Linked DNA regions of Homo sapiens: region 2 is linked to region 1. The links are chromatin loops, found by intact Hi-C in ENCODE. Cell type or tissue: IMR-90. All regions are shown on one strand. Links, peaks and the distances in the headings refer to the core of each region. The heading gives the core; the rest is flanking DNA.

What was found. A loop is a pair of places that touch in the nucleus more often than their neighbours do. Peaks named below come from ENCODE experiments on the same cell type or tissue, not always from the same donor. Only the 100,000 strongest peaks of a DNase experiment are listed, where the experiment ranks them.
Region 2: a loop joins it to region 1, with 3 times the contacts of the local background. A loop is called at or near these places in 6 of 110 quality-filtered maps.

The regions. Positions count from the first base shown.
Region 1 is chr21:34,697,257-34,708,246 of GRCh38, reverse strand. It overlaps CLIC6 (chloride intracellular channel 6), which reads right to left. Exons shown (of 6, transcript NM_053277.3): 2 at 858-967; 3 at 178-303. Among named protein-coding and RNA genes, the nearest start is that of CLIC6, 34 kb to the right of the region's middle. In IMR-90, for the core only: no CTCF peak of the experiment used is centred there; a DNase peak (open chromatin) is centred at 5,716; H3K27ac peaks cover 1,297 bases.
Region 2 is chr21:34,799,433-34,810,422 of GRCh38, reverse strand. It overlaps RUNX1 (RUNX family transcription factor 1), which reads left to right. Exons shown (of 9, transcript NM_001754.5): 8 at 10,961-10,990. Among named protein-coding and RNA genes, the nearest start is that of RUNX1-AS1, 31 kb to the left of the region's middle. RefSeq lists a cis regulatory region at 1,734 and enhancers at 1,686-1,754, 1,568-2,067, 1,582-2,092, 2,371-2,440, 1,954-3,153. In IMR-90, for the core only: a CTCF peak has its summit at 8,734 (motif pointing left); no DNase peak of the experiment used is centred there.

The sequences.
Region 1 (10,990 bases), core at 3,051-8,050:
CACAATGAAACCCAGGTCCCCGAACTCTAATCTGGTTACACCAGGGTTATGATTAAGGAAGTGAGCACCGTGGGCTGCAGAAAACCACACACACACACACTGCCCAGAGCTTTAGAACTGACTACTAGTGGGGGAAAGTGACAATCAAGTTATGAACACTGGTTTTCTGAGGCCTACCTCGGGGGAGCTAATTTCTCCTCTAAGAACTCCTCGATCTTATTCACATCCGTCTTGACTTCACCATCAAAAGTCATGAAAGGAGGGTTTGTTCCGGGAGCCAGGTTCTGCAGGTCTGCGGGTTTCCTAGGTGGGAGGAAACAGCAGTGTTTATGGGCCACCGTGAGAATCTGGACTCATTTCCAGGGCTTAGCCGCGTCCTCACCAGTTTAAGAGAAGCAACTCTTGAGAACTGCAAAGTAGATGGTGGGTTTATGAAAATGTCTTGCTGGCGATGAAAGTAAAGGCATTCATTAACAAATGATGGGCTTGTTGAGGTGCCCCTTTGTGAATACGGAGCACAAAGGGGCATATCAACAAACAGAGGTGAAAAAGTTAACTCTCCCCAGTGTTATCAGCCAGGGATGGTGCTCAGACAGGCTTGGGAGAGTCACAGCTGACCAGCAACTGGAGAAGCAGGTTCTTCACGGCACCCCCAACTCCTCCTCCTTCCTGACTCCAGCCCAGCCGACCCTGTCATGACTGCTTGGCCCACATGTGGGCTTCAGTTCAGACTCCGACTGAGGATGGACGTGCCCATGCAGCACCGTTGGCCTCAGGTGTGTGTGTGTGTGTGTGTGTGTGTGTGTGTGCAGAGAACTAGGTACAGTTATTTCAGTAAGGCAGACGCCTTGTCTTACCTTTTCAGGTCCACTGTGGTCACATTAAATATAACGCCTTTCAGCCAGAGAATCATAAAGAGACGCTGAGAAAACGGGCAATTTCCGATACTCTCACCATCATAACCAGCCTACAAGTGGAGAAGGAGATTTCTATCTGAGCCAGTCTCACAATTATAAGTGCCAACACCACAACATGCACATGCAAAATCATTGCAGGTTGATAAGAACGGTCAGGATGCTGCGAATATCCTCCTGAGGCCATTTTACCAGCCTCAATGTGGAGTTGGCGGTGGATGTAGGGGTTAGGGGAGAGAACACCACACACGCACGCACATGCACATGTATGCACTGCACTGAGCATTTTCTTTCTTCCTTCCCCACCACCTCACCACTGCCTGCCACACTGGGCCTCTGAGCAGCAGCTCACTGATGGAAGGAGCAGCAATGGGAACTCCCTTTATCACCAATGTGAAAAAGAAAGACACGCCCTTTCCTTCCCTCTATCTCTCGATCCTCTCCAAGGATCAACTATTCTTAGCAGCTTTGGTATAATAGCTAAAACCTGGAAACAACCCAGATACTATCAAGAGTAGAATACTTGTGTCAGTGTAGTATTTCCATGCCTTGAGATACTACACCACAATGGAAAAGAATTAGCTATTATACAAGCAACAGTGTGGGTGCATCTCACACACACAATGTTGAGAGAAAGACACCAGACTCAAAGCTTCCTGCATGATTCAGGGTAGGTAGAGGGCAAACTTGTCTATGATGGTGGAAGTCAACAGCAGATGTCCCTGGAAGATACTATTGTCTCAGAAGGACAAAAGGAAGGCTTCTGGGTGGTGGCAATGTTGTTCTATGTCTTGATCTGCACGGTGGCTACACGGGTGTATGTGAGTGATAAAAGTCTTAAGGTTTGGGTACTTTACTGAATATAAGTGATATGGTTTGTATATTTGTCCCAGCCCCAATCTCATGTTGAATTGTAATCCCCAGTATTGGAGGCAGGGCCTGACGGGAAGTGATTGGGTCGGGGGGTGGATTTCTCATGAATGGTTTAGAACCATCCCCTTGCTGCTGCCCTTTCGATAGTCAGTGAGTTCTTGCAAGATTGACAAGATTGAGCTGTTGAAAAGTACGTGGCACTTCCCTCTCTCTTGCTCCTGCTCTGGCCATGTGACGTGCCTGCTCCCCCTTTGCCCTCCTCCACGACTGTGAGCTTTGTGAGGCTGCCCCAGAAGCTGAGCAGATGCCAGCACCATGCTTCCTACAAAGCCTGCAGCATTTGAGCCAATTCAGCCTCTTTTCTTTATAAATTACCCACTCTCAGGTATTTCTTTATAGCAATGCGAGAACAGCCTAATGCAGTAAGTTTTACCTAAATACAAAAGAAAAGAATGTTAAAATAGTAATTTAAAAAATATACAGAGTTTGATTCAGTGGGTCCTGCTGCATGGGGCCTAGGAATGTGAATTTTTAACATGTTCCTCCAAAGTGATACAATGCCAGTGGTCAGAAACCATGCTGTGAGAAGTTCAGCCTTAGTCCAATCTCGGGCAAGAGATAAGGCTGATGCTACCAGCATTATTGTCAATGTGTAAGACAAAACAATGTGAACCCCCAATTGGATGATCCATTGATAAGAAGACTTGCAGGATGATATCACTTTCCAGGTGATAAATACAGCTCCATAAACACAGAGTTAATAGGTGACCTTACTGCATATGAAGGGGCACCAATAGACCCAGATTACTGAATTCAGAGTCCCTAAGCTCTGGGCCTGTGCGTCACATCCTCTCCCACTCTCCCCTCCCCACGCCAGCATTAATTTCCTCTCTGCCTATTAGAGGGGAGGGTCTGAGAATCTCTCCAGGTATCTTGAAGTTGCTGGGAGCCTGAAGGGTGGAAGGTGGACAGTTATGACACATACATCCAAGTGGTCACAACAAGTCCCGGCAGATGGGCCCTGAAAAGCATCCCCTCGTCCACCTGAGGCTGTTCCCCACCTTGGGGTCCCACCACCCTATGGCCATTTCGAAGGCCACCCCCATCTCCTCCTCACTCCCTGTTCTGGAGCAAGTGGAAGTGCAGAGCTGAGTCAGAGAAAACTCCCAGTGGCTGATGACCTGGGAACCCTCTTAAACCGTGGAACTTTCTTAACTACTGCAGGTTTGAGCAGTCAAGCCAAGCAAAGGCGGAGCGGGGAGAAGAAAGTGCAAGGACGCATGTTTTGGCCAGTCCCGACTTGCTCTGCAGCTTGTAAACCTCTCATTTTTATAGTAGTTACATGAAGCACAGCAAAGTCTAAAATAAGTTCTGCGAAGTGGGGCAACTGTGTTCGTTTTTTCTCCCGTCTCTCTAACTTTTGGAACCCTCTTATAACTCACTGTGTATGTGGCAAATCTCTCCTGAGTGTGTGTGTCCCGTTCCAGTGAGGGGCATCTTGTTCAAGCACCCCTAGACAAAGCTCTGCCTCTGGAATGGACCCTTCTTGCAGTGGCCTCTTTCCACCGTGGCATCTGCAGAATAATTATATTGCACGGGGCTCTCCGCCTGCTCGGTCTCTGGTCTCAAACTCAAGTTAGTGATTTCCCTTGAAATTGTTTTTCTTGCTATTTCCTGAACTCTGGCAGCTACTTCTTTAGGGGGAATAAAGCCGGTAGGAGCAATAAATTTTTCAAAAAATAAAAACTGCCTTAGTCAGCCAACTCAGTAAAAACTTAAACTTCTTAACAGGCTCCTTCTCGGATCTGCCACTGGAATGGAACATCTGGCCAGAAACAGGATGGGACAATATCTGTTCGGCCACAGCTTAAGACACGGAAGAAAGTTGCAATTATACATTTCCCCCTTTGTGGCCTTAAAACCAAACTGTGTCCCGACCCAGCATGGCTAGTGAACCAAAGGCTGTTAGGCATTTAGAATTAGCCAGCAGCAGTGACTGCCAATAAAACAGAATTTACATATCCAGTATTGCCTCATCGCAAATTGCTCTAAAAAATTCCTTTCTGTCTCAGTCTGTTGTAAATGAGGGGGTTACGGGAACATGGTGGGAGTGACTGGGATGACTTGCTGCCTAATTTTATTACTTTAATGTGCTTCAGGGCCTGGATGTGCCAGCAAAAATAAAGGCGAAGATACGCCATCTCCATTGCCCATTATTGAGCAATAATGGGAGAGGATGGCCTTGGTCATATTCATTAGCCCGACAAGATGATGGGATAAAGACATATATTCCGAGGGAATAACTGACACTGTCGCCATAATTGGGACATTTTATCATACACAGCCTTCATTTTCCCCCAGTGCTGATAACTCTCTCAGGCTAAGTGCACTCTGGGCTAAAATTTCTCAGCAGGATTCTCAGCTTAGGAAGGAAATTTTTGTACATATACATTTCTGATCAAATCAAAGTAAGCAGTTTGAGAATGTAGAGTGTCTTGTTTCCAGCGAAGACTTAGGTGCTTGGATAACCCAGAATTGCATGTTTGCCTTTCGAATTCAACTTTGTTGAGTTCCTCCAAAGGTAATTCTCGAAAGAAAGAAACGGTGCCTCCAAAGCCTCTGACACCACATTCCGAAAAGCTCTCGGGATACCAGCCTCGTCATCTGAGAACCTGGGGATTCTGCTGGGTCCTGGCCTTGTGAACCTCCCTGTCTCAGGGCTCCCCACCAAGGTCCGAGTCGTATGGGTCCAAATGGCACCACGAGGTCACCAGTTCCTCCTCACCACACGCCCTCTCTAAATTACAGACTCTCCTGCCGGCTCTTTTCATGCTTACTCTACCCAAATTTAGAAAAAAGGCCTTTTTCTTAATTCCTTCTTTTTGTTCAGGCAAATGGCCTCTCCAGTGGTCTGGAGTTACATGTACAGGGCACCACCCACACAGCCACCTCCCACTAGACAGCTCTCTGCCCCACCACTGCCTTCAAAGGACCAAACACCTGGCATCCCGACGCAGACCTGACGGGGCGATGACTCCCCAAGACATTCCTGGCTGCTCCTCAACACCCCACACTCTCCTTCTCACCAGAGCAAGCCACCCCCTACCACCTTCTTGATTCTACCATCTTTCTAGAAAATTCTGTGTGGGCTTACATGGTGAACACGTTCCATCAAGTAAGCACTTTTCTCTACTCTGCCCAAATATAATGAAAAACAATTTGGAGGTGGTGGAGAGAAGATAAAGAGGCCACAAAGCGGTAATATTTTAATTGGGTATTTTCTGATAACTGGCTTTCAACCGAGGAGGCAGGAAATGCATCCGTGTGCAGGGAAGGATGCCAGTCCCTGCAGAAAACCAGGAGAAAGACATGGCGTCTGGTGGAGGGATCTGGGAGCAAGCAGCTGATTTGCCATCGCAGGATGTGGAGAGTGAGTGAGTGATAATGGGCCGCTCCATTCCAGCGTGCCAGGGGGACTTCAGGCTGAATAAAAACAGTAGGTGACCAGAGGAGGCCAGAGTCAGAGACAGAGTGAGGTGTGGGAGGCCAGAGAGTTGTCCTCAGAGGGGAACAAAGGGGCCAGAAGACCCAGCCAGGGCTCTCTCTGTTGGCAGCTGAACCAAACTGATGAAAAGCCAGAGAGAAAGAGTTAAGGCAGATCAGACGGGAGGTGACTCCCTCCTCCCAGTCCCACCCACACACTTCCCTGAATCCCTTCCCGGCCTTTTGCTGGATGCCCAGTGGCCTCACACACTTTGGACACTGGCAGTCAAGCATGCATTTCGTGGCCAAGCAGGAAGATCTTGGCCTTCAAGCCACACAGCCAGCCCTCCCCACCTCCGCTGCGCCTGCCCTGCCCATGGAGGCTGGGTGTCAGTCCCTGAAGCACAGGAAATTTCACTGCATGTACAACTGACGCTAGGGGGTTGACGTACGGGGTTGATGAACACCCCTCGTGGAATGTGTGAGTTGTAAACTCAACCCAGGAGAGCCTGAGGGATATTACTGTCAGCATCTGGCATATGGAATGGCGGGTGCTTGTGAAAGAGACACGCGGGAGCCCTGGCTGCTCGCCACGCCCCCAGCCTGCGCCCCCACGCCTCTGCATGGAGGCCTGATATTTGGATCAAGACAGGACCCAGAGATTGTCCCATCCCCTGCAGACGGTCCTGGGACACGGGCAGGTTTCAGCCCTATTGGGTCTTCCATTGCTTCCACGAGGAAAAGGTGGGGGAGCTGGGGTCTCTCTGCCCCTTTCTATGAGGGTTTCCGGAGTCAACAGCCCCCCATCTTCGGTCATCAGGGTGTTCCTAGAGCACAGGAAACGCTCACAAAATGACGGGGGCCTGAATCCAGTGGCTCCCATGCGCCTGGGGCCGGGTCCCCCGTAGAAAGTGCCTCACAGCTCCTCCCTGCTCATTCTTTCCTGGGCCAAAGTCCATGAGCTTTTTCCCTTCCAGAAGTTCACAAATTCTCACTACTAAGAGATCACCCACCGAGAGTCACATCTACGGGAGGAGGAGAAGAGGAGGTGGGAGAGAAAGTGAGAGGGCCTGAGTCACCCGCAGCAAGTCCGCCAGGCTGCCTTCTGTGCCCAGCCCCCAGTCTGATGGTTATAACTTAAAATGCAATATTTAAATTGATGAGACTTCTTGATTTTGAATAGTTCTGTAAATTAAAAAAAAATTATGAGTTTATCCATTTGCCTGAGGAGTTGAAATTTCCCTTTTCAGGCAACATCAGGTTTCTCCAAGGCAACATGGTGGACGGGAATGGGTGCTGGCGTTGGAGCCAGGGAGAGCTGTTGGAACCTTGGCCCCCTACTTACTAATTGTGTGGCCTCGGGCGATTCAGTTGTTCTCCCTGAGCCTCAGTTTCTCCCTTTTTTAAAAAAATAGGGATACATGCACCTACATCATGCAAGATCTGTGTGTGATACACTGGAATCCCTGGGCACCCAATAAAGGTAGCTATTATTGTCATTATCATCATCAACATCATCATCATTACTCTTCCAAACCTGAACACACCAGAGCAGACAATTACGGAGTGCAGGGTGCCTTTTAACGAGCCTCAATTAGTGAGATTTTTATGCCAAATTGTGCAGTCCTTAAAGAACCACTGATTTTTTTTTTTTTTTTTTTTTTTTTTGAGACGGAGCCTCGCTCTGTCGCCCAGGCCGGACTGCGGACTGCAGTGGCGCAATCTCGGCTCACTGCAAGCTCCGCTTCCCGGGTTCACGCCATTCTCCTGCCTCAGCCTCCCGAGTAGCTGGGACTACAGGCGCCCGCCACCGCGCCCGGCTAATTTTTTGTATTTTTAGTAGAGACGGGGTTTCACCTTGTTAGCCAGGATGGTCTCGATCTCCTGACCTCATGATCCACCCGCCTCGGCCTCACTGATTTTTTTTCTCCTAAAAAGTAACACATCCTATACCTACTCCAAGTGAAAATTAAAAACTTAAGTCCCTTTCTAAATTGCAAAGCAAACAGATCTTCAGCCAGGAGACAAAAAGGCAAAAATCCCTGGCCAGGCATTCGTATCTAGGAGCCAGACAAACCTCTTGTGAAAGGTCCAGAGAAGGGCTCACCTGGACGGCTGAGCACACCTTGACCCGTGGCGGAGGTGGCAAGCGTCCAGAGAACTGCTTCCTTTTCCAGAAATGACACCACAGTCCTCTGTAGCGGTGAAAAGGCTAAGGTCCCTTCTGACTGTTGGGGTCGGTGTTAAGAAAGCCTGAGCAGTGGGCGGCTGACTTTTCCTACCACCCCCTCGAAGAGAGGGAATTCCAAGGAATGGGAGGAGAACACAGCCACTCCCCATGACAGCTTGAAGTTCAACACCATGGGAATGCGGAAGCACGTGAAGAAGGGTTATAATGATACAGGAGTTAAAAAGAAATTATTTAGGCAGGTAGTGAGGTAAGGAAGTCCTCACTAAGGTTTCCCTTTTTATAAAAAGCAGCCTCCAAATCATTTCTCTTATTCTTTTCTTTTCTTTTTTTTTTTTTTTTGAGACGGAGTCTCGCTCTGTCGCCCAGGCTGGAGTGCGGTGGCGCGATCTCGGCTCACTGCAAGCTCCGCCTCCCGGGTTCACGCCATTCTCCTGCCTCAGCCTCCGGAGTAGCTGGGACCACAGGAGCCCGGCACCACGCACGGCTAATTTTTTGTATTTTTAGTAGAGACGGGGTTTCACCGTGTTAGCCAGGATGGTCTCTATCTCCTGACCTCGTGATCCGCCCTCCTCGGCCAAATCATTTCTTTTCTAACAAAAAGCAGCCTATAAAATCAAGCTGCAAACACGGATAAGCAAGCTGGAAGCTGACACCGGTGAATGCCGGCAGATGTGACAATAGGAAAAGGCCACCTGGGGGCCAGGTATGTTCAACATGGCGGCTCCATCTTCCCTTTGCTTTATCAACCACGTGTACAGTGAAGGAACAGGCAACGTGGCTCCAGCCGGCTTAAAAAAAGATTAGGGTGGGGTGGTAGCCAGCTTCTTCCTGCCCTATGTAAACATCATGCCCAGTCCTACCAATCTTTGGGCTCTATTTAAATCAAACACCACCTCCTCAAGCCAGTCTATAAAACCCCATGCACTTCACCACAGGAACAGAAGACCCACTGGGGTGCCCCTGTCTCTCTGCAGGAAGGAGAGCTATTCTTTTTTCTCTTTCTTTTGCCTATTAAACCTCCGTTCTTAACCTCACTTCACGTGTATCTGTGTCCTTGATTTCCTTGGCATGAGGCAACGAACCTCTAGTATTACGAACGATGCTGCTTCAATAACAAGATGCAGGAGGAACAAACTAGCCCATTCCTTTGCAGAACAGGAATTAAGGAGAATATCCTCCAAAAAGCAACAATTTCTAAGGTGACTTTAAAAACAGATAATAGGTCAGGTGTGGTGGCTCACACCTGTAATCTCAGCACTTTGGGAAGGCCGAGGTGGGCAGATTGCTTGAGCTCAAGAGTTCAAGACCACCCTGGGCAACATGGTGAAAGCCTGTCTCTACCAAAAATTAAAAAAAAAAAAAAAAAAAAAGCCAGGTATGGTGACATGCGCCTGTAGTCCCAGATCCTTGTGAGGCTGAGGTGGGAGAATTGCTTGAGCCCAGGAGGTCGAAGCTACAGTGAGCTGAGATTTCCCCACTGCACTCCAGCCTGGGTGTCAGAGGGAGATCCTGTCTCAAAAACAAAACAAAACAAAACAAAACATGACAGCTACCATTCACTGACTACCTACTCTGACTTCAGGTAAGGTTCTAAATCATTTGTGGATGTTGTTGAATTTAATCCTCTTAAAATCGTGTAAGACATGTCCTATTATTCATCCCATTTTATAAACAAGGAAACTGAACTTCAGAGATGCTAAATAACCTGGCCAAAGATGCAAATAGACTTCAAAGAATAAAGTGCGCTCTCTCTCTCGCTCTCCTCTCTCCACTCAATGGCCCCACTGTTTTTCCTGGTGCTCAAGATGGAAACTGGACTCTTCCCTACCCTTTACCTGATCATCAGTCTCTTGCCCAGCACAGCGTTTCTGCTTTTGAAGCCACTCTTGCCGGGTCTCAGAGCCTCGGGCCTGGGGGGTCTCTCTGGCTGGAATTCCTAACCCGTATCCTGGACAAGGTTAACCCTGATAAGATGCCATTTTCCTTAGGTCATTCTGCTGGAATGTTATTAAAATGCAAATTGGAATCACAGTGCTCCCAGGCAGTGTGACCACTGGCAAGTCACCTGACCTTCTAGTGTCTTGTCTTTCTTCATGTACAATGAAAGCATAATAGTACCTACCTCTTAGTGCTGGATAAGAATTAAATGAGATGGTACACATACGACGCCTAGAACAATGCCTGACACAACACTTAGGACCTTGGATAATCTGCTCTCCTTCCTTCCATCCTCCCTTCCGTCTGTCTTTCTCTTTCATTCCTTGCTTCCTTCCTTCCTTCCTCTTTCCTTCCTTCCTCCCTTCTGTCTTTCTCTTTCCTTTCTTCCTTCCATCCCTTTCCTTCCCTTCCCTATCTCCCTCCCTCCCTTCCTTCCTCCTTCATTCCTTTTGTCTCTTTCCTTCCTTCCTTCTGTCCTTCCTTCCTTCCTTTAGCACCCAATTGGTTACTAATTGTTTCCTGTAGGTGACATTCCTTCAGAGCAGGACAGTGTCAGCCTCCCTACAGAACAAGTGCTAATGCCTCCTTGTGGCGTGGCCCATGTGAATTTTCTTCCCACTCCCCATGGAAGCACAGGGCCAGGACCACGGAAGGTACCCCATGAAAACTCACATCATGGAGCACATGACCACTGTCCTCACAGGTCTATGAGACTCCTCATTACAGGCAGCTCCTACAGAGACAATGAAACCCTGTCCTCACAGGCCTATGAGATTCCTCATCACAGTGAGCTCCTATAGAGACAGCGAAACCCTGTCCTCACAGGCCTATGAGATTCCTTATCACAGTGAGCTCCTATAGAGACAGCGAAACCCTGTCCTCACAGGCCTATGAGATTCCTCATCACAGTGAGCTCCTATAAAGACAGCAAAACCCTGTCCTCACAGGCCTATGAGATTCCTCATCACAGGCAGCCAGAGACAGCAAAACCACTCCTCCTGAAGGAGAGCCTTGGCAGGCCCCGCAGTTCTCCTGGCCTCAACTATCCCCAAATGTCTCCCCAGCTTGCCTGTCAGGGGCTCCTTTCTCCACCCACCCAAAATGACAATCACTGCGTGACCAACTCACCCTGGTTTGCCCAGGACTGTCCTGATTTTAAAACTGAAAATCCCACCATCTCCCCCTAAGTCCTGGGCAAGCTGGGATTATTGGTCACCCTATTGTCTGCCCAGATAAAAGCCTTATTTTTAGATGGGGAAATACCATTGTTGATGTTTTCCTCACCAAGAAGCAGGCCTTTGCTCCTCGCTAATGAAAACACCAGCATAGATGCATCCATCAGACTTGATGGTTAACACTTTGAATGCTGAGGAGGTGGGACCAAAGATAGGGAAATAACAGCTGCTGAGAAGAGAAGGGAAGGGGAGGGGAGGGGAAGGGACCAGATAAACAGGGCTGAGGTCTGTCAGTGTTCAGGGAAGAGATGAGAATTTAAGACAAGCCTAACAAACTCCCCAAGTCTGTGGAGAACCAGCTAATACAGGGACGGCCTTTCCCCTCCTGGCTTTGGCCACCTTTGGAAAAGTCTGCT
Region 2 (10,990 bases), core at 5,991-10,990, 99 kb before region 1:
GTTTTGAATTCTCCTTTTCCCCCATTCATATGAGTTTTTCTTCTGATTTTATTAGAATGCCATGCCTCAGAGTTTGCTGCTTAAAACCAGAATCCCTGGCATAAAATCCAATAAGCCTGCCTTAGGGCCCATGTCATATGGAAGCAGAAGACAACAGAGACTGCTTGCTGGGCTTCAAGCCACTCTAGAATTTTTCAAACAGTTCTAACATTTTACAACATCAAAAAAGTGCCAAAGTAAAAACTAAGGCTGCAGCTAGGAGAATGCCCACTGAGAAACCCGTGGTTGGGTTTGTGTAGAGAGGAAGGCTTTTGAGATCACTGCTCCATGCCCCCTCGGCCTCTCCCACCAGAGGTCTGGCTCAGGGACAGCACTTGGGCACAGAGAGCTGGGGCAGTGGCAGAGATGGATGGGGTAGTCACCAGAGGAAGCCCAGGCTGCAAACTGGCATGACACACACCTGTGTGGAACAGATCTCCATCTGAGCTGGGCTCAAAAGCATCGTATTCTCCAATATCGACAACTCATAGGTTAGGGGGTTCATCATTTTGTAGCCTCTGCAGTCCCAGACGTAAAGTCACTTCTTTTTTTTTCTTGCGTGCTGACACCCTAAGGCATTACATGGACCCTGGCAAATCTCAGCCATGTTACTTAACATGATCTGCCCCAGCGACAGCTCTTAACTGTATCTGTTTAGCCAGAGATATCACAGGTGCCTCTCTAGGAAATCCCACCGGCCCCTCATCAGCACAGTGGAGATTGGCTGTAAAGCACGGCCTTCCATGCCCAGCCTGGACTGCAGGTTGGAGATGACAGTCTCCCAACCCAGGCCTTCCAAGCATAGACTATCAAGCGTGCACAATCCTCTTGATATCAGGTGCCACCTCAATGGAGTGTTCTTCAGAAAATTCTGTTTCTTTAGCTGTGTGCAGTCCTGGGAGATGCTGTGCCTCTTCTGCTTGAAGCTTCCCAGCTCCCACTTGAGGTGTCAGTGATTTGTTTTACTGGAGTGAGTATCCTCATTCTCCACCAAGGGTCCAGTCTCAGGATGGAGGCTGCTTGAGATATCCCAGCCCTCAACACAATATTTCTGGCTCATGTTTTTCAAGGAACTAAGCGGGGCAAAGGTGCCAGAGGAGTAGAAGGGAGCAGAAAGTTGTCTTTACCCTCCTGGAGAAGAAGGACATGGAGGAGTGGAAGGAAATAAATAGGGTGGCCATAGAAGAATCTAAACATCCATGATGTGCTGGTGTTGCAGGAATGTACCCAACCTGTCTGTAGAGCTCCTTCAGGCCTGGAAAGTTGTATACGGGGGGCAGAGGTGCAGAAAGTGCACAGTGCAGAAGATCCTTATGGAAAAGATGTCTGCAACAAATGTTTATTTAACAAAGTACAGAGAAAGAATCTGTCTGCAAGGGAGGAGGCAGCAGAAACCAGAAGGTGCCTTCTGTTCCCTCTGAACTATGGTCCCTCCAGCTGTGTGCACTGAAGGCCACTCTCCCTCTGCCTCAGGGACACGATGCCAACTGAGAATGAGACATGTTCTAAAAACACCCATCTTTTCTGGAAGCTAGTGACCTATCCTTGAACCCTCCCTCCAAAAGCACTCTGCCTAAATACGTAGCCCTTTCCCAGACGTGTCTCAGACTCATCTGGCTGAGGGTAGCAGCCTCGTGGTGCAGGGTGAACTGTTTCCCCTGGGAACCGTCTGACAGTGCTAATGAGGAATTGCATTTTGCGTTTATAGAGCACCTTTCATCTGTGGATCTCAAAGCTGCCCCACAAACATTAATTAACTCTCACACCTGTGAGGCAAGTGAGCCTGGTTACCCCCATTTTTAGAGGTGAGGAAACAGAGGTTTGAAAAGAAAAGGACTCCAGGGTGAACCAGCAGGGTTGGGGGCGGCCTGATGTGAGGAACCAGCATTCTTGATTCACAGGGCCCTGACCACAAAGCCACAAAGCTTCCCCGGCGAGGTGATGAATACGGGTCCCGGAAGCAGGGAGTGGTGGAGAGGCGGACACAGGGCTCCCTTCTTCCTTCCCGCAGGCAGCCTGCCACCTCCCAGGCTGGCAGGTCGGCAGTGAGGATGGGATCCCTCAAAACCTGAGGCCTTTAAAACAGCATACCCAGGCAGGGTTCTGCCCCGGCTTGGTCTGTCTGCTTCTCTTCAAAGTAATTGCTGGAACAACGAATGCATCTGAGCTACACATGACTAACCAAGATGTCTGCAGCCGGCCAGAGACGAACGGTTGGCAAATCCTGGAGCTGTTTCACAACCTCCCTTTTTTCCAGGATCCAGAGCTGGTGCTGACTGACTCATGTTATCATGGGATTTCAATGATATAGCAACAGTGTGCTGAGCCGGTGTCTGCTACCTGGGGGTACCTGTAGTAGGAATAGGTGACTGCTCTTCTTACTTGTGCTGTGCCGGAGCTTTGCTCCCTGCTGCAGAGGCCAGAGGAAACACTGCTTCTCAAAGACAGTGGAACTTTCAGGGAAATGTCCCTTTCAGAGCAGAGTCACCCACCCCCAGGGACTCTGAAAGGCCCCTGACATCACACACCTCTGACAGATGTGATGCTGGGAAGCATCTGGGGTCACCCCCTTTGTCTGCAAGGGGAGCCTAGGCCTTTCTTCCCAGGGGTCCCAGACAGTGAGATGCAAACCACCACTGGGGCTCGCCCTAACACATCACCCTGGAAACTGACTCACATCTCTGAGTCCTGAGTCACATCCTGTTGTGTGTTCTGAGGTCTCCAAGAGGGCATTACACCAGCTCCCCATGACTGAGGTGAATCTGGAGGGAACCCTGGGAACGTCCCTACCTTCCTCCAGGATGAAGGAGGGAAAAAATTCCTCCAGGGAAATAACCAGGGCTGCCCCTAGGGTTTATATGTTCACCAAGCTGATTTGCCTTTTTCAAAAATAGATGGTAGAACCCTGTGGTCTATGTGACTTTTATTTTTAAATAGCTCTGAGAGATGACTGAAAGACCTGGCGTTTTAAAGATGTCAGCCACACAATCAAGGAAGGGGCTTTCTAACTATAACCTTCTCCAAGCCCAGGATGAAGGGTGCCACCGCTCAAGGGGTGCTGTTGGAAACCCAGCTTCTGAGGGTGGGTGTTTAAAAGACCCTAGAGTGGACAGTCAGAGGAGGGCCGGGAGGGGTCTCTATCCATCTTCTCCCAGCGCCTGTGGGGAGCACGAGGACAAAGAGGGATGTTTTGAACTTTTCAAAGAACAAGATATTTTGTTCTATTGATTTTGTCTATTATTTTCCTGTACTTAATTTCACTGGTTCCTAGTCTAATTTTTATTATTTCTTCTCTTCTGCTTGCTTGAGGTCTGTATTGCTATTTTCTCCAGTCTCCTGAGGTGGAAGCTTCAGTGACTGATTCTGGATCTTTCTTTTCTAATATATGTATTCAATGCTATAAATTTCCCTCTAAGTACTGTTCTATCTGCATCCAAAAATTGTAATAAGTTGTATTTTCATTTAGTTCAAAACATTTTTTAATTTCTCTTGAGACTTTTTATTTGACTCATGTCTAATGTAGAAGTATGTTGTTTAATCTCCAAATATTTGGAGATTTTCCAGTTATCTATTATTGGCTTTTTAATTTAAATCCATGTGGTCTGAGAAAATACTTTGTATGCTTTCTATACTTTTAAGGATCTTAAAGTGTGTTTTGTGGCCCAGAATATGGCTTATCTTGGTGAATCTTCCATGTGAGCTGAAGAATGTGTATTCTGCTGTTGTTAGAGTATTCCATAAATGTTAATTAGATCAAGTTGACTGGTAGTGCCGTTTAGGTCAACTGTGTCTTAATTTTCTGCCTGCTTGATGTATCAATTACTGAAAGAGGGTTGTTGAAGTCTCCAATTGTAATAGCGTATTTACCTATTTCTCCGTGTAGTTCTATCAGTTTTTGCCTCATGTTTTTTGACACTCAGTTTTTAGGTGGACATATATTAAAGATGCTGTCTTCTTAGAGAATTCACCCACATTATCATCATGTAATTCCCTTCTTTATCCCTGAAAATTGTCCTTCCTCTGAAGTCAGCTTTGTATAAAATTAACATCGCTGCTCTGGCTTTCTTTCAATCAGTGTTAGCATGGTGTACCTTTTTCCATCCCTTTACTTGTAATCTGTATAAATATTTTTATTTAAAATAGGTCCCTTGTAGACAATATGTAGTTGGGTCTTGTCTTTAATCCACACTGCCAATCTCTGTCTTTAAATTGGTGCATTTAGAGTATTCATATTTAACCTAAGTATTAATATAACTGCAGTAGTATCAATCATATTTATAACTTTTATATTTGTTGCACCTGATTCTTCCCCCCACACCTCTTTTTCTACCTTTTATAGGTTTAACTGAACATTTTATATGATTCCATTTTATCTCCTCTGTTAGCATATTAATCATTCTTTTTAAAAATGTTTTTAGTTACTGCCCTAAAGTTTGAAAAGTACATGTATAACTAATCTACATCTAGCATCAAATAACTACCACTTCTTCCTTCCTGTTTATATCATTACTGCCTTTTATTTCATTTATCCACATGCTATAATCACTCAATACTTTGTTACTATTATTGTAAACAGTTATCTTTCAGATCAGTTAAGAAAAATAAAACTTAATTTTACCTTAATATAGTACTTTTCTAATGCTCTTCCTTTTTTATGCAGTTCTTTTTGACATTTCTCATAGGGCAGGTCAGCTGGCAATGAATTATTCCAGTTTTGTTTGTCAGAAAATATCCTTATTTCTTTGAATTTGAAGGATAATTTTGCTGAATGCAGAATAATAGTTTGGTAGCTTTTTTGTTGCAACACTTCATGTATTCTCCTTTCTTTGTGTTTGCATGGTTTCTGAAGAGAAAGATAATGTAATTCTTATCCTTTTTCCTCTATGGATAAGGTGTTGGCTTTTCCCCCTCTCTAGCTTCTTTCAAGATTTTCTCTTCTCTTTGGTTTTTTGCAGTTTAAATATGATATGCCTGGGTGTAGATTTGGTATTTATTATGCTTGGTGTTCTCTGAGCTTTCTGGATCTGTGGTTTGGTATCTGTCATTAATTTTGGAAAATTCATAGCCATTAATACTTCAAGTATTTCTTCCACTGTTTTCTTTTTCTTCTCCATCTGGTATTCCAATTACACATTACATCTTTTGAAACTTTCTCACAGTTCTTGGATGTTCTTTCTTTTTCCTCTTTATCTTTTTGTTTGGTAAGTTTCTGTATCTTCAAGTTCATTGGTTCTTTGCTTTGTCATGTTCTGTCTACTAAGTAAGCCATTCCTCATTTCTGTTAGGGTGCTTTTGGTTTTTAGAATTTGCTTTTGAGTGTTAAGAGTTTCAGGCTGGGCACGGTGGCTCATGCCTGTAATCCCAGCACTTTGGAAGGCCGAAGTGGGTGGATCACCTGGGGTCAGGAGTTCGAGACCAACCTAGCCAACATGGTGAAACCCTGTCTCTACCAAAAATTACAAAAAAAAAGAAAAAATAGCTGGGCGTGGTGGCAGGTGCCTGTAATCCCAGCTACTCGGGAGGCTGAGGAGGAGAATCACTTGAACCCAGGAGGCGGAGGTTGCAGTAAGCCAAGATTGCGCCACTGCACTCCAGTGTGGGCGACAGAGCGAGACACTGTCTCAAAAAAAAAAAAAAAAAAGTTTCCATCTCCCTGCCTACATCATCCATCTCTTCTTGCACCTTGTCTTCTTTTTCCACTAGAGCCATTAACATGTTAATCATTGTTAAATTCCCTGTCTTGTAATTCCAAAATCTGTGTCACATCTGGGTCTGGTTCTGATGCTTGCTTTATCTCTTCAGACTGTGTTTTTTTCTTGCCTTTCTTGTAATTTTTTATTGAAAGTTTAACATGATTTATCAGGCAATAGGAACTTAGTAGGCCTTTAGCGTGAGTTATTATTCTCATGTACCCAAGAGTTGGGCTGTATTTAATGTTTTCAGAAGGTACCAGAGACTTCAAATTCCTCTAGCGTCCTTGTTTTTGTCTCCCATGTCATCTGTGAGCTTCTCTATGAACTCCTCCTTAGTCAGTATGTTGAAGCTCTTTCAGCCATAACCCACTGTTATAATAATATATTGGATCCTGTGAGAATCTGGTGGAGTTCCTGAATGAAAAACCCACAACAGTGCACTTCCTCCTGAAACTGTAGCCCCTAGGAGTGTCTTATTCGCACACTAGTCTGTACTGAGCCTCTAGCAATCTGTCAAAATCACCATTAAGTGTTCTCATCAGTTTATGAATTCAGAAATTCTGCTCCCAGCAAGCAGACCTCACTATGATTCTCTATATTTGCCTGCTTCTCAAAATTTGGGGTTGCAGTTTGCCCTGCAACTTCAGCTTTCCATTGGACTTAAGAAAAGTCATGGATTTTCAGTTTGTTCAGCATTTTTTCTTATAAAAACAAGAGTGATGACTCTCAAGCTCTTTAAATTTTGGAACTGAAACTAGAAGCAACAGGACATTCTGACATGAATTATTTAAAAGGGTCATTGTTGACTCTAGAGACATTTTAATATTGCTGCATCAAAAGATAAAAGCATTCTCCTTTCTTCTTGTGTGATATATGCCGTGTACACCTCTGAGCTCACCACTAACCTCAACTCTACCTTATCCCTAACTTCCCATTTCAAATGGAAGGGAATGGGGATCAAGGAGTAGAAGGCCTGTTTTACCCATTATTGATGATTAAAAAGCTGAAAATAACCCATCACAAAATGGCCTCAGTAAAGTGGCTGCATCAGACATCATTTAGCCTGGAAAACCAGTATGCATAAAGGCTCAAATTTAAATTTTTGAATCCAGTGTTTTTTATTTATTATTATTTTTTTTTTTCTGAGACGGAGTCTGGCTCTGTCACCTAGGCTGGAGTGCAGTGGCACGATCTTGGCTCACTGCAAGCTCCACCTCCTGGGTTCATGCCATTCTCCTGCCTCAGCCTCCCGAGTAGCTGGGACTACAGGCGCCCGCCACCATGCCCGGCTAATTTTTTGTATTTTTAGTAGAGACAGGGTTTCACCGTGTTAGCGAGGATGGTCTCGATCTCCTAACCTCATGATCCACCCGCCTCGGCCTCCCAAAGTGCTGGGATTACAGGTATGAGCCACTGCGCCCGGCCCTGAATCCAGTATTTTTTAATAGAAACATGAGTTGGTTGAGATACTGAGTTCCTGCCTTCTCCATCCTAATCCCAAATTTCCAATCTTTGGAAATTTGCCCCTTTACCATTTAATCTCCTGAGCCCAGCTCCTCTCCAGCCTGAAGAGTGTGTCTGTCAAGACTGTAGCTGTGAACAAAACACTATTACTTGAGCCTTATCCTGGAGCAAATGTGTGTGGTCTCACCAATGAACATCAGATAAGTCCCTTGGCATGGATTTCTTTTCCTTTTTAGTAATACAATCATAAAGGTTATTCAGACTTATTGAGCATTTACTATGGCCAGAAATTGTGATACTTGCTTTCCATATAGTTTATCTCACTTACTCCTATTACCCTTTGAAGTCAGAATTCTAACTATGAATCAGAGAAAATAAGTGACCTGCCTAAGGTCATCCAGTTGGTTTATGGTGAAGGCAGGATGCAAACTGAAATTTGTCTGTGATTTGAGTTCGGTGCTTTCCCTAGTCTCCTCCTCTCAGAGGCAGAACATAAGCATGTAATAGATACCACTAGGGTTCTTGTTTCTACCTTGGGAACAGCTGTTTGCAAGTCCAAATTAGGCAGCTAATCTAGCAGTTAGCCCAGATACAGCCCTTGGGCACCCTAGTAGCTGTAACTTCCAGAAGGCAGGAACCTTCCATTCACTAGTGAGTCCCCAAAACAGTGGCCCAAGTGAAGCAAAAATGTTTGTTGGAAATATGAGTGAATGAAAAAGTAATTTCATGAACACATGAATGAATAAATGAATGAAGCAACACCCAGTATGATGATTAATGCCACAGGAAGATGCCTTTCCAAGCATCACAAGATCCTGGGATCTTCACTGACTGTAAGTGCCTGTGGGGCAGGGACCATGTTGGTCTTATTCATCACTCTCCTGCCAGGTAAATTAGCACATTCCTGGCACACTGTAAATGTTCAATAAGCTTTTGTTCTTTTAGATGGATTGACTTATCAGAGGCAACTCTTTCAAGAACAAGTAGCCCTGTGCTCTGGAGAATGATTTACAGTGGTTCTCTTCCTCAGCCTGGGGCCTTTTCTGGATAACTCCCATCGTACTCTCCTCTACTTCCTCTTCCTAGAATACACAAATTTATTATTACAGGCACCACTCTTCACCCCACATCTGATTCTTCCCTGACTCTGCTTAATGTACAAGTAAAGCAAAGAAATACTGTGTAGGACCTATTGGAATTAGAATCCTGCTCTGTCACCATTGGAAAGGATTTAGGGATCACCTCCTTCGGAGGTGAGAATAAGAAAGTGTCAGTGAGTAATCCAATGTCACCCAGTTGCTCACCAGACAGAAAGACCAAGAGTTCACCTCTCCTGCCTATTAGTCCAGTGCTCGGGTGGCCCATGAGTTCATGTTGGCCCTGTCAGACCAAAGACAGTAATGAATATTAAACCCAGAATGCACCATATTATCAGGCCTTTTTTGTTTTTGTTTTCTATTAGTAACACAGGTAGAAGAGGAAACAACTAAAACCCCAACATTAGAGGCTCACCATCCCCACCTTCTGGCCCACCACTGGCAATGAACCCAAGCACAGGTCACTGTGGTCTCATGAAAGAAAACTGATGTGGGGGTTGGGTGGGCTTCAGGGTGTTGACTGCCATCTTCCCCTCCAGCACCTGAAAAGCTAAGTTATGGTGTGAAGTCAGAAAATGTGGAATCTGCAAGCCTGTCTTTAAAAAACAAAAAAACTCATAGAACTTGGACTTTAATCATAAAGATCATTTTACCAAAGCATATTTTTTAAAGGCTGTGAAATATTATGCAACGTTTGCATGGTTTAATTATGAGTTTAGAAAAGCCTAGCACGACTTTTTCACTACAGTAAAACATGACGGAGCATGAATCATGGCATAGTACTTTATGCTTAGTGTGGCTTTAGACATGGGGTTAGAGGTGTGAGGCTGTCTACACAACAAGGCGTGAATTACTGTACTGCAGTTCACACCCCGGGGGGCTTTATGACAGTTCTGAAACCTCTTTTGTTTGCTTTTAAAATGATTAAAGTATTGGAGTACTATATATTCACTTAGTAAATGTGTGTATCTAGTATATACGCATGTCTTATACAAAATATCTAAGTATATGATTTTTTTTTCACTTGGAGCAAAATACTTGCAGTAGCATGGGGATATTGAACCGTCTGCTATTTCTGTTTGCCTTTAGTCATTGGAAACACTGTTAGCTGTAAGATTACACAGGAGCTTCAGCCAAGGTTGAACATTTATTTTCTGCTGAGTTTAAAATGGACCAGCTCCTTTTGTTCCTTGCCAGCTCTTTAAATCCTCTAAAATTTGGAATAAAATGAAGACCTTTCTTTAATATTAGATTTCAAAGATTCCAAGTTAAACTATTTGCCTGGGAACTACCAGGTTTTTTAAACTTAAAAAATCAGTTATTTTCACTCACACACAAAAAAGAAAGAAATGAATCAGTATGAGGGAGGGAGGGAGGCTGTCAGGAGAATACTGGGGAGGAAGACTTGGGTCTCCAAATGTCTGATTCTGTTATCCACTGTGGCAGCTTCAAAGAGATAAACAGAAAGGCAAACTTGAACTGCTGGAAATGAAAAGCCCCTGGAGGAAGCAGATCTGAATATTTTATAATGAGCAGAAATAGCTCATTTCTTTATGTCCTGACCTATACAAAACTTATACCCAGTATTTTCCTAAAGAAGTCTGCTCTTCCTACACTGCTACCTGCAGGATCATGAAGCTCTGGCTATGAAGACCCTTGGGAGTTACGGTAGTTCACTGTTATCTTTGTCCACAAAGTTGGGACATAAAGAGAAAATTAATGTTTAACTCCAAAGAAATGTAAAACTGTCTTCTAGTGGGACAGTGTCCAATTTAAGTTTCCTTACACATTTGCCTAAGAATAGCGTTGGTTTTCCTCCCCTTTTCATCTGCAAACAGTATGATGCTTTTGAAAATTAAGACTCCTTTGAACGCTGGAGTCAAATTGACAAAATCCACTTTGTCTAAATCTTTTGAAGTCAGACTTTTGTCTCTTCTCTATCCCAGGCCTCTTATAATGGCAATCTATAAAATACCTGCTAAAAACTCTGACTTTTAAAAGTTGCAAACTCGAAGTCCTGAAAAGGAACAGAAGGCTTGGGTTGATAGGGCCAGTTCTACTGCTGGGTTTGTGAACTAGTCATTAGACCTCATTGCCGGTTTCCCAGCCAGACCTTCTTTCCTGTCATCCTTGGGAGAGAATTCGCCTTACTATAAAACATTTACCAGCCCATGGAATACTTTTTGCCAAAGGTAAAGGTATAAAAAAAAAGCCCAAAACTCTACGTTCTTACCGAACACAGACAGGTGATCCCCTGAGTTTATAAAATGTTTCTGATGATGATAATTGTAATTATTGGCAAAGCTGAAATCATGTCAGCAGTCATATGATACTTGAAGTTCTCAAGTGCTGCAGTTCAACAGTCTGGACATTAATACTTCTACCTTGAAAGTGTAATCCATTCCTCTCATCATTGTTAGCATGATTAAATAAAACCTTTGGAAGGAATAGTTATCAGGTGAAAATCTCCAAGAATCAGTCTCTTTTGGGGGAAAATAATCCAACAGAGGCAGATACTTGGACTTGAGTAGGCTTATTAAACCCTGGTACATAGGCCACATACATGTATGTGACATATTTGAACAAGGGCCACTCATTTCTTATTAAAAGACATTTTTTAAATCCCACCCCACTTTACATATAATTGACCTTTCTGATTCTCTTCAGATACAAGGCAGATCCAACCATCCCCACCGT